Regions from separate parts of the Homo sapiens genome. Here all the other regions are linked to region 1. The links are chromatin contacts, found by Hi-C or POLR2A ChIA-PET in ENCODE. All regions are on one chromosome and are shown on one strand. The core of a region is the stretch at or near the end of the contact, and the rest is flanking DNA. Distances in the headings are between cores, read along the strand shown.

What was found. Hi-C counts contacts between places; a loop is a spot of excess contacts on that map. ChIA-PET counts read pairs that join two places held with the same protein, here RNA polymerase II (POLR2A). Pooled maps may share reads with other maps.
Region 2: a loop to region 1 is called in a pooled map, with 5 times the contacts of the local background. The contact joins the promoter of FKBP5 here to the promoter of DEF6 in region 1. A Hi-C loop is called at or near these places in 1 of 168 maps with a recorded cell type or tissue (naive thymus-derived CD4-positive, alpha-beta T cell), 1 of 37 single-sample maps with no recorded cell type and 8 of 50 pooled maps. POLR2A ChIA-PET finds 5 or more read pairs at or near these places in 1 of 52 experiments (CD4-positive, alpha-beta T cell).
Region 3: a loop to region 1 is called in a pooled map, with 2.8 times the contacts of the local background. The contact joins the enhancer-like site here to the promoter of DEF6 in region 1. A Hi-C loop is called at or near these places in 3 of 50 pooled maps. POLR2A ChIA-PET finds 5 or more read pairs at or near these places in 3 of 52 experiments (T-cell, activated CD4-positive, alpha-beta T cell and activated naive CD4-positive, alpha-beta T cell).
Region 4: a pooled map shows a loop between it and region 1 (2.3-fold over the local background). The contact joins the enhancer-like site here to the promoter of DEF6 in region 1. A Hi-C loop is called at or near these places in 3 of 50 pooled maps. POLR2A ChIA-PET finds 5 or more read pairs at or near these places in 4 of 52 experiments (CD4-positive, alpha-beta memory T cell, H1, activated CD4-positive, alpha-beta T cell and 1 more).
Region 5: a loop to region 1 is called in a map of PC-9, with 12 times the contacts of the local background. The contact joins the enhancer-like site here to the promoter of DEF6 in region 1. A Hi-C loop is called at or near these places in 4 of 168 maps with a recorded cell type or tissue (B cell, MCF 10A, PC-9 and 1 more), 2 of 37 single-sample maps with no recorded cell type and 10 of 50 pooled maps. POLR2A ChIA-PET finds 5 or more read pairs at or near these places in 3 of 52 experiments (B cell, H1 and activated CD4-positive, alpha-beta T cell).

What each region holds. Positions count from the first base shown.
Region 1 is chr6:35,296,494-35,299,115 of GRCh38, reverse strand. It overlaps DEF6 (DEF6 guanine nucleotide exchange factor), which reads right to left and starts at 1,298. Exons shown (of 11, transcript NM_022047.4): 1 at 1,164-1,298. The coding sequence starts at 1,259.
Region 2 is chr6:35,687,605-35,690,226 of GRCh38, reverse strand. FKBP5 (FKBP prolyl isomerase 5) reads left to right here and starts at 1,312. Exons shown (of 11, transcript NM_004117.4): 1 at 1,312-1,423. RefSeq lists a silencer at 1,083-1,932 and enhancers at 2,193-2,282, 2,303-2,372.
Region 3 is chr6:35,668,257-35,670,878 of GRCh38, reverse strand. The region is part of intron 1 of FKBP5 (FKBP prolyl isomerase 5); the gene reads left to right. Among named protein-coding and RNA genes, the nearest start is that of MIR5690, 4.8 kb to the right of the region's middle. Within about 2 kb of position 1,303, at least 8 of the 41 ENCODE cell types and tissues checked have a DNase peak (open chromatin) inside an H3K27ac peak, as active enhancers do.
Region 4 is chr6:35,604,988-35,607,609 of GRCh38, reverse strand. All of the region lies in intron 5 of FKBP5 (FKBP prolyl isomerase 5), which reads left to right. It also overlaps the pseudogene RPL36P9. Among named protein-coding and RNA genes, the nearest start is that of MIR5690, 58 kb to the left of the region's middle. Within about 2 kb of position 1,314, at least 8 of the 41 ENCODE cell types and tissues checked have a DNase peak (open chromatin) inside an H3K27ac peak, as active enhancers do.
Region 5 is chr6:35,582,678-35,585,299 of GRCh38, reverse strand. All of the region lies in intron 8 of FKBP5 (FKBP prolyl isomerase 5), which reads left to right. Among named protein-coding and RNA genes, the nearest start is that of LINC03135, 40 kb to the right of the region's middle. Within about 2 kb of position 1,284, at least 9 of the 41 ENCODE cell types and tissues checked have a DNase peak (open chromatin) inside an H3K27ac peak, as active enhancers do.

The sequences.
Region 1 (2,622 bases), core at 49-2,548:
TCCAGGTAAGGAATTTAACATAGGACCAGTTTGGGATATTCAAGTTCCTCACATCCAAGTTCAGTAAAGTAGGGGGTTGGAACGGTGGTGGGGCACAATAACTGTTCTGTCCCATTCATCTCTCAGGTATCCAGCACCCTCTACCTCGGTCATTAAGAATGGAGGTTTCCTTGAGACCACACGTCTCCTTTGGAGGATGGGGCAGGGAGACACCAGTTTAGTGCCTAGCCACATGCCAGGCACAGAGCCTCACGAGGGGCACTCAAGTACTTGCAGAGTGAACGAAGGCACCCCTATGGCAGGTCCTAGAGAGCTGAGGCCTACCTTGCTCCTTTCCCCCAGTGTTCGCTGATTCTAGTGGCTGAGGGCCTTGCTTCCTCCCCACTAACTAGGGTAGGGAAGGCAGCACTACTGGAGGACTAGAGGAAGAGAGAGAAAAACTCCTTGGCCTCCCAGAAATTGTCTAGGCCAGATGATTGACTTCAGGACAATCATTGATTGGGATTTTCCTGGGCTTAGATTCTCCCCCTTCCCTACCTGAGGTCTCAAGGCCTAAGGTAAGTTTCCCAACCTGATATGTGTGGTGGATAGGGGGGTGAGCTGCGTAGCAGTATAATAGGGTCCTCAGTCCTCACCCACTCCGCAGCTCTGTCCCACCTGGCGGGCAGGGTTAGACAGGCCAGACAGGTTTGGGACTGGGGGCGGCCCCTTTATGCCTCTCTCAGCTCCAGAGGAAATGACTGCCAAGCACTGGCTAACTGTTTCTCTTGAAAGTCAGGAGGAAGCAGCAAGAAAGAGCACACTGCGTGCCCAAGCATGACTCTGTGGAGGTGTGTGTGCTCATCACACAGAGTCTGGGATGTGGCCTGGCTCCTGGCCCTCAGAACCCCATAATGGCCCTCAGAACCTCCTGGCCTCCAGTTGTGGGGCCCAGTTCTGCGCAAGGTTTCTGCACACACTTCACTAGGTCTCTGGAGGGTGGGCAGCGGCATCTACCAGGCTACGTTGGCCCAGTTACCCAGGACCAGCCCCCCGACCCCAGGCCCGGGACGCTGGATGGCTGGGTGCCCCTGGAGTGGCACAGTGTCCACACCTGGCTCCCAGGCGGCAGGGGCTGGTGTGGTGCATCTGCCGTCCTCCCCCGGGTCCCGGGTGCCCCTCACCTTGAGCTGGGACTTGGAGACTTTGCCACTCTTCTCCACGTCCAGCGCGGTAAAGGCGTACCAGATGGACTTGAGCAGTTCCTTGCGCAGGGCCATGGCTGAGGCGCCCGCCCGGCTGGGGGCGGCTCTGACACTAAGATCCGGTTTCAGGAAATGCAAACGGCTGCAGAGACCGCAGAGGTGCCGTGGTGGAGCGAGAGCACCACCTGCCTGCACATTGCGTGAGGCTCTGTGCTGTCGAGAACCCTGCCTGTTGTTCTGGCAGTGCTCAGAGGCTCCACTCCCTGCATGGGAACTGGGGACCAACTCTCCGAGAGCGGGAACCCTCGTTCTGTATCCACGTGGCTCCCGGGGCATGTGAGGCCCTTTTAGAAGCCTCCTCAGACCCGGAGGCTTCTGGAGCCTTCCAGGGCTCCCAGACGCAGCTTGCTGAGGGAAAAAGCAAGCTCATCCTGATATTGGGGTCAGACAGAGTAAAGGTCCAGTCCTAGTTCAACATAGGAGGCCTTGGGTAAGTTACTTAACCTCCTTGAGCAGTTTCCTCATTTGTAAAGCAGGAAAAATGCCTCCGTGTTGTAAGAATGTCTGAGAATGGACGTAAAGCACATAGTAGGCTCTGGGTAGAGCTTTTGGTGCTACTTAACATTACCATGGTGGTGGGACTCCATCCAAGTGGAAGGAAACAAAGGCAACATCACAAAGCTGGAGAAGGAAATGGGCCAGGGCACCTCTCCAGGTCAGGATGTGGCACTTGACTTGCTGGCTCCCTATCCCCTCAGCACTGGCTCTAAACGGTACTCAGAGCACTGCCCACTCTAGCCCCAGTAGCCCTGAAGACACTGGAAACTTCCTGAAACACATGGGGGTGAGCCTTGTGGTGCACCTCAACTTTAAGGGTCCCAGCAGCAGCAGGCTTGGGATTCAGGGCCCTCCATGTCAGTGCTTCCTTTCTTCAGATCCAGTGTCCAAAAGGACTGGGACACGCCCACACCAGGAATGGTGGTCACAGATGTTGAAGACATCTGCTCAGGCCAATTCTAAGACACCTCCCCCTACCCCCTAAGCCAAATAAAAATCCCTCCAAGTAAGGTGCTGGGAATACCTCCTGCCTGGAAGCACGCCCCCGCCCCTCTCTTCCCAAGGAGCTGGTGGCAAGAGTAAATGGGAGCTTTCTAGGCATCCTGGGAGAGGATGCCTGGATCAGAGGAGGGGGTTCCAATCCTAGGAGGCAGGAAGGGGTTGGGGCATATCCATCACAGCAGAGAGAGGAAAAGAGGCACCACCAATCCCTGCAATGTTCCTGTGTAGGCAGAGTCAAACCCAGAGCTTCTTCCCATCAAGTGCCTTCCCCTGTATCCCTTCTTCCCCCTGGAGCTGATCTGGTCTCACCAACTCACTTTTCAGTGGGGTCTGATTGTGGCTTTGAAATCCCACAGCACAGTCCTAGGCACCTAGGTGG
Region 2 (2,622 bases), core at 63-2,562, 390 kb before region 1:
AAAGTGCTGGGATTACAGGCGTAAGCCACCGCGCCCGGCGCCCAGGCATCATCTCTTGAAGGCAGCATGGCGATTTCTGGACGAGGCTCTTCATAAATGTTTGAATGCAGTATAGTGCAAAGAGAGCAGGTTTGGAGCCAGGAGACATGAGTTCTAATCTGGCTATGGGATATTAGGTTTCCATAGGTAACTATTAGGTCCCACGTGTAACTAGCTATGGGACATCAGGTTTCTGTTTCCTTAAAAATGAGAGAGTTGATTAGAGATTCCCTAAGGCCCAGGTGCAGCTCCTGCATCTCTATGGGAGTAACTCAGAGGTAGCCATCTGGTTGGCAGTCTACCTTTCGGAGTTGGCGGAAGAACTCAGCCGTTTTGTTTTTGTTTTTGTTTTGAGATGGAGTCTTGCTCTGTCACCAGGCTGGAGTGCAGTGGCGTGATCTCGACTCACTACAACCTCTGCCTCCCAGGTTCAAGCGATTCTCCTACCTCAGCCTCCCGAGTAGCTGGGACGGCGCGCGCCACCAAGCCCAGCTAATTTTTGTATTTTTAGTAGAGACGGGGTTTCACCATGTTGGCTAGGATGGTCTCGATCTCTTGACCTCGTGGTCCGCCCACCTCGGCCTTCCAAAGTGCTGGGATTACAGGCGTGAGCCACCCCACCTGGCCGAACTCAGCCGTAAGGCCTCTTCCTGTTTTAATCTCCTGGGATCTCCTGCTTGAAAGGTAGCAAGCCAAGAGAAAGTATGGTCTTTACAGTCACTGGGTGTCCAGAGGGAGGTGATATCTGCTAAATTGGTTCTCGAGGTGGGATTTCCCCAGTCCCGACTGGGCATCTTAGACTTAATGGGGTTGCTTCCTAGGGCTAACCTGGCCAGCTGACCTAACAAACAGCCTGGCCTGCCCCTCTCCGGCCTCTAGGTAGGCCCTGTGGACAGATAGGAGGGGCAGTGCCTTCAGAGAGACGATACAGATGGGAAGTCAACTAGCTTGCTTAGGCATTAATTTCTCGGGAGGTAAGAGATGTGAGGGGGTGTCAGTTTCCACCATCCCTTCTCTATGGCCCCCACAAAGGGCAAGGGCCAGACACGTGGGCTGGCGTGGGGAGGTGGAGGAGCAAATGATGGGGGCGGGGCCTCATTTGCATGGACGGCGCGCGGCCACCAATCCGGACAGGCGGATCGACAGCCCGCGCGCCTTTTGGGGGCGGACTGACAGCCCCGGGGCCCTATGGAAGGCGGGTCCTGCGGCCGGCTGGGGCGGGACGGCGCCGGGCGCTGCCCCGGGGATTCGGGCCGGCTCGCGGGCGCTGCCAGTCTCGGGCGGCGGTGTCCGGCGCGCGGGCGGCCTGCTGGGCGGGCTGAAGGGTTAGCGGAGCACGGGCAAGGCGGAGAGTGACGGAGTCGGCGAGCCCCCGCGGCGACAGGTACCGGCGCCATGGCCACGGAGATGGGGCGGCCGGCCGCGGCGCCCCGGGAGCCGAACGCCCTCCTTCCAGGTCCCGCCGCGGTCGCACTCGCTGCCTCAGCTCCCACCCCCACGCGGCTTCGCAGCCCAGGAGCCGCGTGTCGCGGGGGAGCGGGGTCCGGAAGCCTCGAGGGGAGCGCGCGGGAGGCCTCGGCCCCACTGCGGCGCCCCTCGCCGCGCCCCAGGGGCCGCGGGGCCGGTGCTCCCCGCGGGAGGCGCGGAGACTAGTGACCGCGGGCGCCGCTCTCCGCCCCCGCCGGCCTCTCCCGGCAGAGGCGAGGCGGGTCGCGCCCGCCCGTCCTCACTGGGCTTTTGTTTCCCGCCCGGGATGACAGGTCCCGCTCCGCCTCCGGTCTCTGGCCCCCGGCTCTCCCCGGACAGGCGGCCGGACCCTCAGCCGGCACCGCTGCGGGCGGGAGCCAAACTTCGCTTTCGGGTCCGGGCGCCGGGACAACCGGACCCCAGGGCGAGCCGAGCGCCGGGACGCCGCGGGCGCGGGGCGGATTCGCCCACCTGGCGGGGCTGTGAAGGGGATGGTGGCGGGGTGGCCGCGCTCCGGGTGTGGACGGGCGGTCCCCGCCTTCACCTGCCGCCTCGGGACAAGCGTTGGGGAACCGCATCGCCGCTGTCGGCCGCTTGTGGAGGAGTCCGCGCAGCGCCGTCTAACAGGTGATCCGCGTCACTCCCAGGCCATACCGAAGCGGCTGAACGCTGTGCCAGGGCTCCTTATGCTCTTCTGTTCTGGGACGTGAAAACGTCTTCCGCCTTATTGGTCGTCCAAAAAGGTGCACCGGTCACAGTATAAGAGTCAAAAACCAGTATTACCAAAAAGACACTACGAGCGTCAGGGTGCAGAGTGGCTTTCTTCGATTAACGAACCGGCAGGACCATCGTAGTCTCTAAAATCGGGTTCTGCAGTGGTGGCGAAAGCGTAGTAAGTTTCAAGTTGTAAGCGGAGATGCAGAATTGTAGATACCCTTCAGTGTGGTTCAGGACAGTGTGTTCAGCGTTTGGCCGCCGTTCAGTAAATTCTGCATGAAGCAGTTTGAGCTCGTGGTTTTGGATTTACTTTTCAGGAGTATGTTTTCCAGTGGAATAAGGCTTACTACTGAATGGGAGCTTTCTTTGCCTCTCTGAGTGTAGACAGGAGTGTTTATT
Region 3 (2,622 bases), core at 54-2,553, 370 kb before region 1:
TTAAATATGTGACTGAGTTTTTTCCCTTTTTCTTAGATTCCTAGGCTATTTCAATATTTTTATACCTGTTGTCTACTCTGCAGCTAATGACACAGATAGCAGTATATGAGTTTTTCTTTTCTTTTCTTTTCTTTCTTTTTTTTTTTTGAGATGGAGTCTTGCTTTGTTGCCCAGGCTGGAGTGCAGTGGCACGATCTTTTCTCACTGCAACCTCCGCCTCCCAGGTTCAAGCGATTCTTGTGCCTCAGCCTCCCGAGTAGCTGGGATTACAGGTGCCCACCACCACACCCGGCTAATTTTTTTTTGTATTTTTAGTAGAGTCGGGGTTTCACCATATTGGCCAGGGCGAACTTCTAACCTCAAGTGATCCACCCGCCTCAGCCTCCCAAAGTGTTAGGATCACAGGCATGAGCCACCGTGCCCACTGAGAATTTAATACACTTTATGTAAGTTAATTTTTTATGATAGTTATCTAGCTTTGCCAGACCAATTTTGTTAGTAAATTTAAAACATTAAAAAATTTTGAATCCTCCTAATTCTGTGTCTCTAATTTAGTAATTTTAAGTTTTGATCCTTGTTTCATTCTATCATTCTTTTATTTAAAAAAATTGTCATTGGCTTTTCTAAAAGTGAATCGTGAATCATGATTCATGTGAAATAATTAACTCTAAAACAGCAAAGATACCTTTTAGAACCTTCATTTTTTATAAATTGCATTAACAAGTTATGCAGTGATGTGAAGATACAAACTAAGGTCATTAAGTTTTCTTTAATTTATAATTTATATTAACCTATTCATTGAAAAGGATTTGATAGTTTGTGATTAAAGCAAAACAGGCAAAGACCATTAAAAACAAAGACAGAAAATGAGCATAAATCACTTGAGAAATAATGAGCAGAATGGGGGAATGGGAAGAAATCTTTATACCAGTAATCTGAGGCAAGATAGTTTCTGTGTTTGAACATTAAATTTAGCTCTGAGCTTCCTGGCAAGCAAGAGAAAAAAGGAAACAGGGTGACTTTTATAGTTATTGTCCAGTAAAGAAAGCTTTTTCAATTTTTCAGAAGAGAGAAACTTTTTCTGAGTCATAAGTTATAAGAGGTTTGTTATGTGAATTCTTACATATGGAACATAATTTATATTTCTAATTTTGAAAATTATTGAATTTCTTCTGTTGCTGTCTTAGCCATCAGGTACCATTCTATGCATTGTAATTATATTGGTCATATTAAGTTCATGTCCACTGTTGTCAAAAGTGGAAATACCATGGCTGGGGTGTGTTTATGTATTGCCTCTAGAGCTGTAGCCACTGACGAACAGGAAACTGAAAGCTAAAAGTTCAGGAAATGTATTGTATTTAGACTGTGGAAAACATATATATGATACTTTACTGAAAACCATGCTCTTTTGAAAACTGAAATATGTATGTATTTAATTAGAGATGAATATTAAGGATTCATATCAGATGCTTAAATATGATAATAGATACAGTATGTGCATTGTAGGCCAGGAATATTGTGCAATGCTAGAAAAAAAGGCAACAGATTATTGTATGTATTCAGCTATATTCTTTCAAGAAACAAAACAGCTGGCACATCAATTGAATTCCTCAAGGATGTCTTATTTCCAGAGAATTCCAGAGTTTTAGTTTTAGCTTAGTTCCAAGGAAGAGGAGGTCCCTGTTTTACAGGATAGCCTATTTCAGTCTTAGGGAGTTCTAATGGTTAACTTCTGTTTTCATACACTGAATTTAACTTTGTTTTCCTGTGATTTATTAATACAGTCTATAGCTTTCTTAGAGTTGAGAAGAAAATGATTAATTGATCAAACTTTTTTTGAAAAGTTAATTGCATCTCAAGTGTTTTCTTAGATATTGTTTCATTTTAGGTTCCTTATAAAATACTTCCTACAGGAGTCTTTAGTTTTGAAGTTATAAAAAAAAATTATCAGAGGAAATATGACTAATGTATATGCTTGGTTGAGCTGCATTTTCTTACTGTTTCTATACTTAGTATTTTAACAGGATGTGATTGATAGGAATTTAACATTCTAATTCTTTAAGACAATCATGAAGTTCTGATAGTTTCTTAGAAATGGAAATTGTGTCATTATATTTTGTTGTTTTATTGTTGTGCATTTTAACAAAAGAGGTGACTTCACATGTACCCTAAAACTTAAAGTATAATAATAACAAACAAAACAAAACACATGTACCCTAAAACTTAAAGTATAATAATACAAAAAAAAGAAGAAAAAAAACAACAAAAGAGGTGACTTATAACTATTCCATTCCAGTTTTATGATATGAAATTGTAGTCACACAGAACATTTAGGGGCCACATTAAGTGAAAATTCCATTTATTACAAAGTTTTTAAAAGGATTTTTAGCTGTATTACATGTCACTTAATTATAATCAATTTAATAGTTTCATTAAAATTAGACTCTTTTCAGGATTGATTTTGGTTTTGGTCTGTTAGGGTTGTGTGTTTACCCCTGAACTGTTGTGGTAGCCAAAGGGATAGAAAGCACTGACTGGCAAAAAATGGACACTGGGCCTAGCCTAAGAGGGAGAAGCAGGGCTTCCCAGAGGAAAGTCCCGGGATGCTGTTTCCAGCATAAA
Region 4 (2,622 bases), core at 65-2,564, 310 kb before region 1:
GTGGCCGTGGCAGAAGGAAGCCCACATTTTTATCCAATCCACCATTGATGGACACCTAGGTTGACTCCGTGTCTTTGCTATTAAGAATATAACTGTGCTTAAGAGTAAGTGCTGTGTGTGGCTCATGCCTGTAATCCCAGCACTTTGGGAGGCCAAGGTGGGATGGTCACTTGAGCCCAGGAGTTTAAGACCAAACTGGGCAACATAGTAAGACCCCATTTCTACAGAAAAAAAAAAAAGGCCAAGCATGGTGGTGCATGCCTGTAGTGCCGGCTACTCAGGAGGCTGTAGTGGGAGGATCATTTGAGTCACATTTATACCACTGCAGTCTAACCTGGGCAACAAAGCGAGACCCTGTCTCAAAACAAAACAGGCTGGGCGTGGTGGCACATGCCTGTAATCCTAGCACTTTGGGAGGCTGAGGTGGGTGGATCATTTGAGGTCAGGAGTTCAAGACCAGCCTGGCCAACATGGTGAAACCCTGCCTCTACTAAAAATACAAAAATTAGCTGGGTGTGGTGGTGGGCGCCTGTAGTCCCAGCTACTTGGGAGGCTGAGGCAGAATTGCTTGAACCTGGGAGGTGGAGGTTGTAGTCAGCTGAGATTCTGCCACTGCAGTCCAGCCTGGGCAACAGAGTGAGACTCTGTCTCAAAAAACAAACAAACACACAAACAATGCTGCAGTAAACATGTCAGTGTAAATGCCAGCTATCTTTCTGATAGAACGATTTATTTTCCTTTGGTTGTATACCCAGTAATGGGATTGCTGGGTCAAATGGTACTTTGATTTTTAGTTCTTCGAGAAATTTCCAAAACTGCTTTCCACAGGAGCTGAACTAATTTCCATTCTCATCAACACTGTTTAAGCATTCCCTTTTCTCCACAACCTTGCCAACATCTGTTCTTTTTTGACTTTTTTTTTTTTTTTTTTTTTTTTTTTTTTTTTTTTTGAGACGGAGTCTCATTCTGTTGCCCAGGCTGGAGTGCAGTGGCGCGATCTTGGCTCACTGCAACTCCCGCCTCCCAGGTTCACGCCATTCTCCTGCCTCAGCCTCCCGAGTAGCTGGGACTACAGGCGCCCACCACCACGCCCGGCTAATTTTTTAAAATATTTTTAGTGGAGACGGGGTTTCACCGTGTTAGACAGGATGGTCTCGATCTCCTGACCTCATGATCTGCCTGCCTCGGCCTCCCAAAGTGCTGGGATTAAAGGCATGAGTCACAGCGCCCGGCCTTGACTTTTTATTAATAGTCATTCTGACTCAGTTGTGAGATGGTATCTCATTGTGGTTTTGATTTGCATTTCTCTGATGATTAGTGATGTTCGGCATTTTTTCATGTTCGTTGGCTGCTTCTTCGTGTCCTTTGCCTACTTTTTAATGGGGCTATTTGCTTTTTTCTTGTTGATTTGTTTAAGTTCTTTTCTGGATATTAGTCCTTTGTCAGATGCATAATTTGCAAATGTTTTCTCCCATTCTGTAGTTTGTCCATCTGCTTCGTTGATAGCTTATTTTGCTGTGCTGAAGCTCTTTAATTAGGTCCCAACTGTCAGTTTTTCTTTTTGTTGCATTTGATTTTGGGGACTTAATCATAAATTATTTGCCTAGGCAATGTCCAGAAGAGTATTTTCTAGCTTTTCTTCTAGGATTTATATAGTTTCAGGCCTTACATTTAAGCCTTTAATCCATCTTGAGTTTGTTTTTGTATATGGTGAGAGGTAGACGTCTGGTTTCCTATTTGGATGCCTTTTATTTCTTTCTCTTGCCTGATTGCTCAGGCTAGGACTTGCCGCATACTGATTGCTGTGGCTCAGTACCATGCTGAATAGGAGTTGTTAAGAGTGGACACCCTGTTTTTTTCCAGTTCTTAGGCGGAATGCTTCCAACTTTTGCCCGTTCAGTATGATATTGACGGCTGGGTGCAGTGGTTCACACCTGTAATCCCAAGACTTTGGAAGGCCGAGGCAGGAGGATTGCATGAGCCTAGGAGTTCAAGACCAGCCTGGGCAGCATAGTGAAACCTTGTCTCTACTAAAAATAAAAAAAATTAGCCACACATAGTGGCATGCACCTGTAGTCCCAGCTTACTTGGGAGGCTGATGCAGGAGGATCACTTGAGCCTGGGTGATACAGGCTTCGGTGAGTTATGGTTGCACCACTGCACTCCAGCCTGGGCAATGGAATAAGACCTTGTCTCAAAAAAAAAAAAAAAAAAAAAAAAAAAAAAGATATTGTCATAGGTGGCTCTTATTATTTTGAAGTATGTTCCTTTGATGCTTAGTTTATTGAGGGTTTTTTATAATGAAGGGATGTTGGATTTTATTGAATGCTTTATGCTGATTGATTCTGAACATTGATAAAGAGGTATATATATATATCTTTAAATGATTTGTTCAGACTTTAATGGAAAGTACTAGTAAGAATAGCATGTAGAATTTCCAAATCACCCCATGTGGAGTGGGGAAATAGAGGAACAAGGAAAACTTCATCAATTGAGCAAAAATTGTTTTAAAAAATAAGAAAACACGGGCCGGGCACGGTGGCTCACGCCTGTAATCCCAGCACTTTGGGAGGCCGAGGCACGTGGATCACGAGGTCAGGAATCGAGACCATCCTGGCTAAC
Region 5 (2,622 bases), core at 35-2,534, 290 kb before region 1:
TACACTAGAGGGAAAAATGTTTCTACAAAATTTCTTAAGATCGTGAGTCCTTAACAGTATTTTCTATATTTCCGAAGTCCATAAAAATCCTTAACTATATTTTATATATTTCCTCAATACTTCCAAATAGAATATTAACAGTTTGGGAAGATTTGAGGCTTTTGGCCTTTGACTAGAATTATATCGATTCAGTGTAGTAAAACAGCTCAGCTATTCAGAGGCTCTAATCGGTGCTATGATACAGAATTTTGGAGAACATTATTGGTAATGAAATAATGTTATGAAGCCATCTGTCATATAGCTGTGTTCTGAATATATACAGAGAGATGGCCAGAATTAGTGATCAGTAGCAGAAAGCAATGAGTGTCTGTACAGTTACTTAACTTTGTTGCTTATCAGCATCACAACTGCAAGAGTGATACTATTATGAACCTACTTAAAATTACCAATCTTTGGATAAAATCTGGATCAGCAGTCACACACATGGAAAAAATTATTTTTAACATGGAATTTGATAGGCAAAATTTTTCAAAACATTAGTCCATTGGGGAAAAATTAATGAAAGGTTCAAAACCACTGACCTGAGACTTTTCTCCCAGAATGTCTCTGAACATTTTGTACCACTAAAAACTTCCCTGGAGGCACCTTTATAATTATAGGTAAAAGATCCCAGCAGTAGTCCTAGCGTTAGCTGTAAAACTTCAAAATGGTTAGTAGATAGTTTCCTGTACATATTCCCTTCCCAACTCAGGGCAGGTTTCAATCTGCCATACTGCCCTCCCGGGCCTTGTCTTTCCAGGGTGTCTGACTTGGCATGTTATGCATTTGCACAGAGTCCAGATGTGTAGGTGAGAGCAGAGATGGGCTGAACTAAAGATCTGTATTTCATGCCATCTGCATATTGGAATTCTGTTTCCATTGATCTGTTGGTTTGGTTTATACCTAAATGGGTAAAGCCTCTCTCCTGAGTAGGATTGAATTGTACTCAGCTTTTAAGTGGGAATGATTTTGCCATTGAAGATGTAAAGTCCTCATTTCAACCTCTGAATACTAAAGAGAAGAAAAATAGAGAACTCTATTTGGCTCTGAAAATAATTATTAAGTACAGGTAACAGCATAATATTAAGCCAGGCATTGTGCAAGCGAGTTAAACAGACACGATTTTTGCCCTCATAGCTGACAGTGTTCTGCAGGACAGGAGCATTAACTCACACCTGGTCAGTGTTTTTCTTTTTTCTGACTTGGCAGCAGAGTGGCAAGAAGGCTAAGAACACTGAAGTGATGTGGGATTCTTGCGCCCCCTTGTGCTTCTCCTGGGAAGAAAGCATTTCTAAAACAAACTAGTTGAGGAGAATTGTTCAACCTCTAAACTCTTCAGATAAATCGGGCTTTGCTATATTTTCACCACCCTTGCTGTTCCAAGATACCAGTAATGTGATTTAGAAACAAGCCGTTTATGACTCTAGGATTTGATGTTTTAAAAAAAATTCCTAAGAAGAGTCCACCCTGTCTTTCATCTCTTTCCTTTAGTGCAGAATTTTTCAACCTCAGTACTATCAACATTTGGAGTGGGATAATTCTTGATTGTGTGGGGCTGTCTTGTGCATTGTAGAATATTTAGCAGCATTCCTGGCCTCTGCCCATTAGATGCCAGTAGCATCCTACCCAGTTATGACAACTAAAAATGCCTCCAGACCTGCCAGGTGTTCCCTGGGGGGCAAAATCACCCCCCAGTTGAGAACTGCTTTAGTACCTCAGAAGCAGGGAGTACAAGACAGACTTTTCGCTAATTGGAAGTTGAAGTCTAAATAAAGTTACATGATATATATGCAAGAGCTTTCAAAAAATTAAAATGCCCTATGTGAAGGAACTATTAAGAAGTCTAATACCTGTTTTTTGTGTTTTGTTTTGTTTTACCATGGCCTTCTACCATTCTGATTATTCAGAACTTATTGAAATGTTAAGATCTAGGTTTTTGTCCTCCCTGGCTCTTCTTTTCTTTCCCTATACAATATATTAGGAGATAATCAGAAAAGTTAAGTTAATCAATGCATTAGAGAGGGAGGAGGAGAGAGGATGAAGAAATGAGGCATGACAGGGGAAATGCCTGTCCTTCCTATCTCATCTCAGTGAAACAACACTTTTCATTTCCACCCACACATTTTTTGCTCCCAATGATAGCAAAAGGTTTTGTTGTTGGTATTGTTTTTAGAGAGAGAGGGTCTTACTCTGTCACCCAGGCTGGAGTGCAGTGGCACAAGCATAGCTAACTGCAGCTTCGAACTCCTGGACTTAAGAGATCCTCCTGCCTCAGCTTCCCAAAGTGCTGGGACTATAGGCGTGAGCCACCACACCACTTTAGAAAAAGTCTTGATTCCATATTTACATTCCTTTGATTTCAATATTTACTCAACAAACCTTTATTAAAGACCTCTTGGTGCTAAACCCTGAATATTCCAAAAGGGAGAGGACAATGCTGCCTGTCCTCAAAGACCAGCAAGAGAAAAGGCAGTGACAGAAAGAAAATGCCGACCTGAAACTGGTGAGGACTTTATTCTTTTTTTTTTGTAGCATCCAAAAAAGGAGTGGTAGGCCTAAGACTATGACAAAATTTAAGTATTG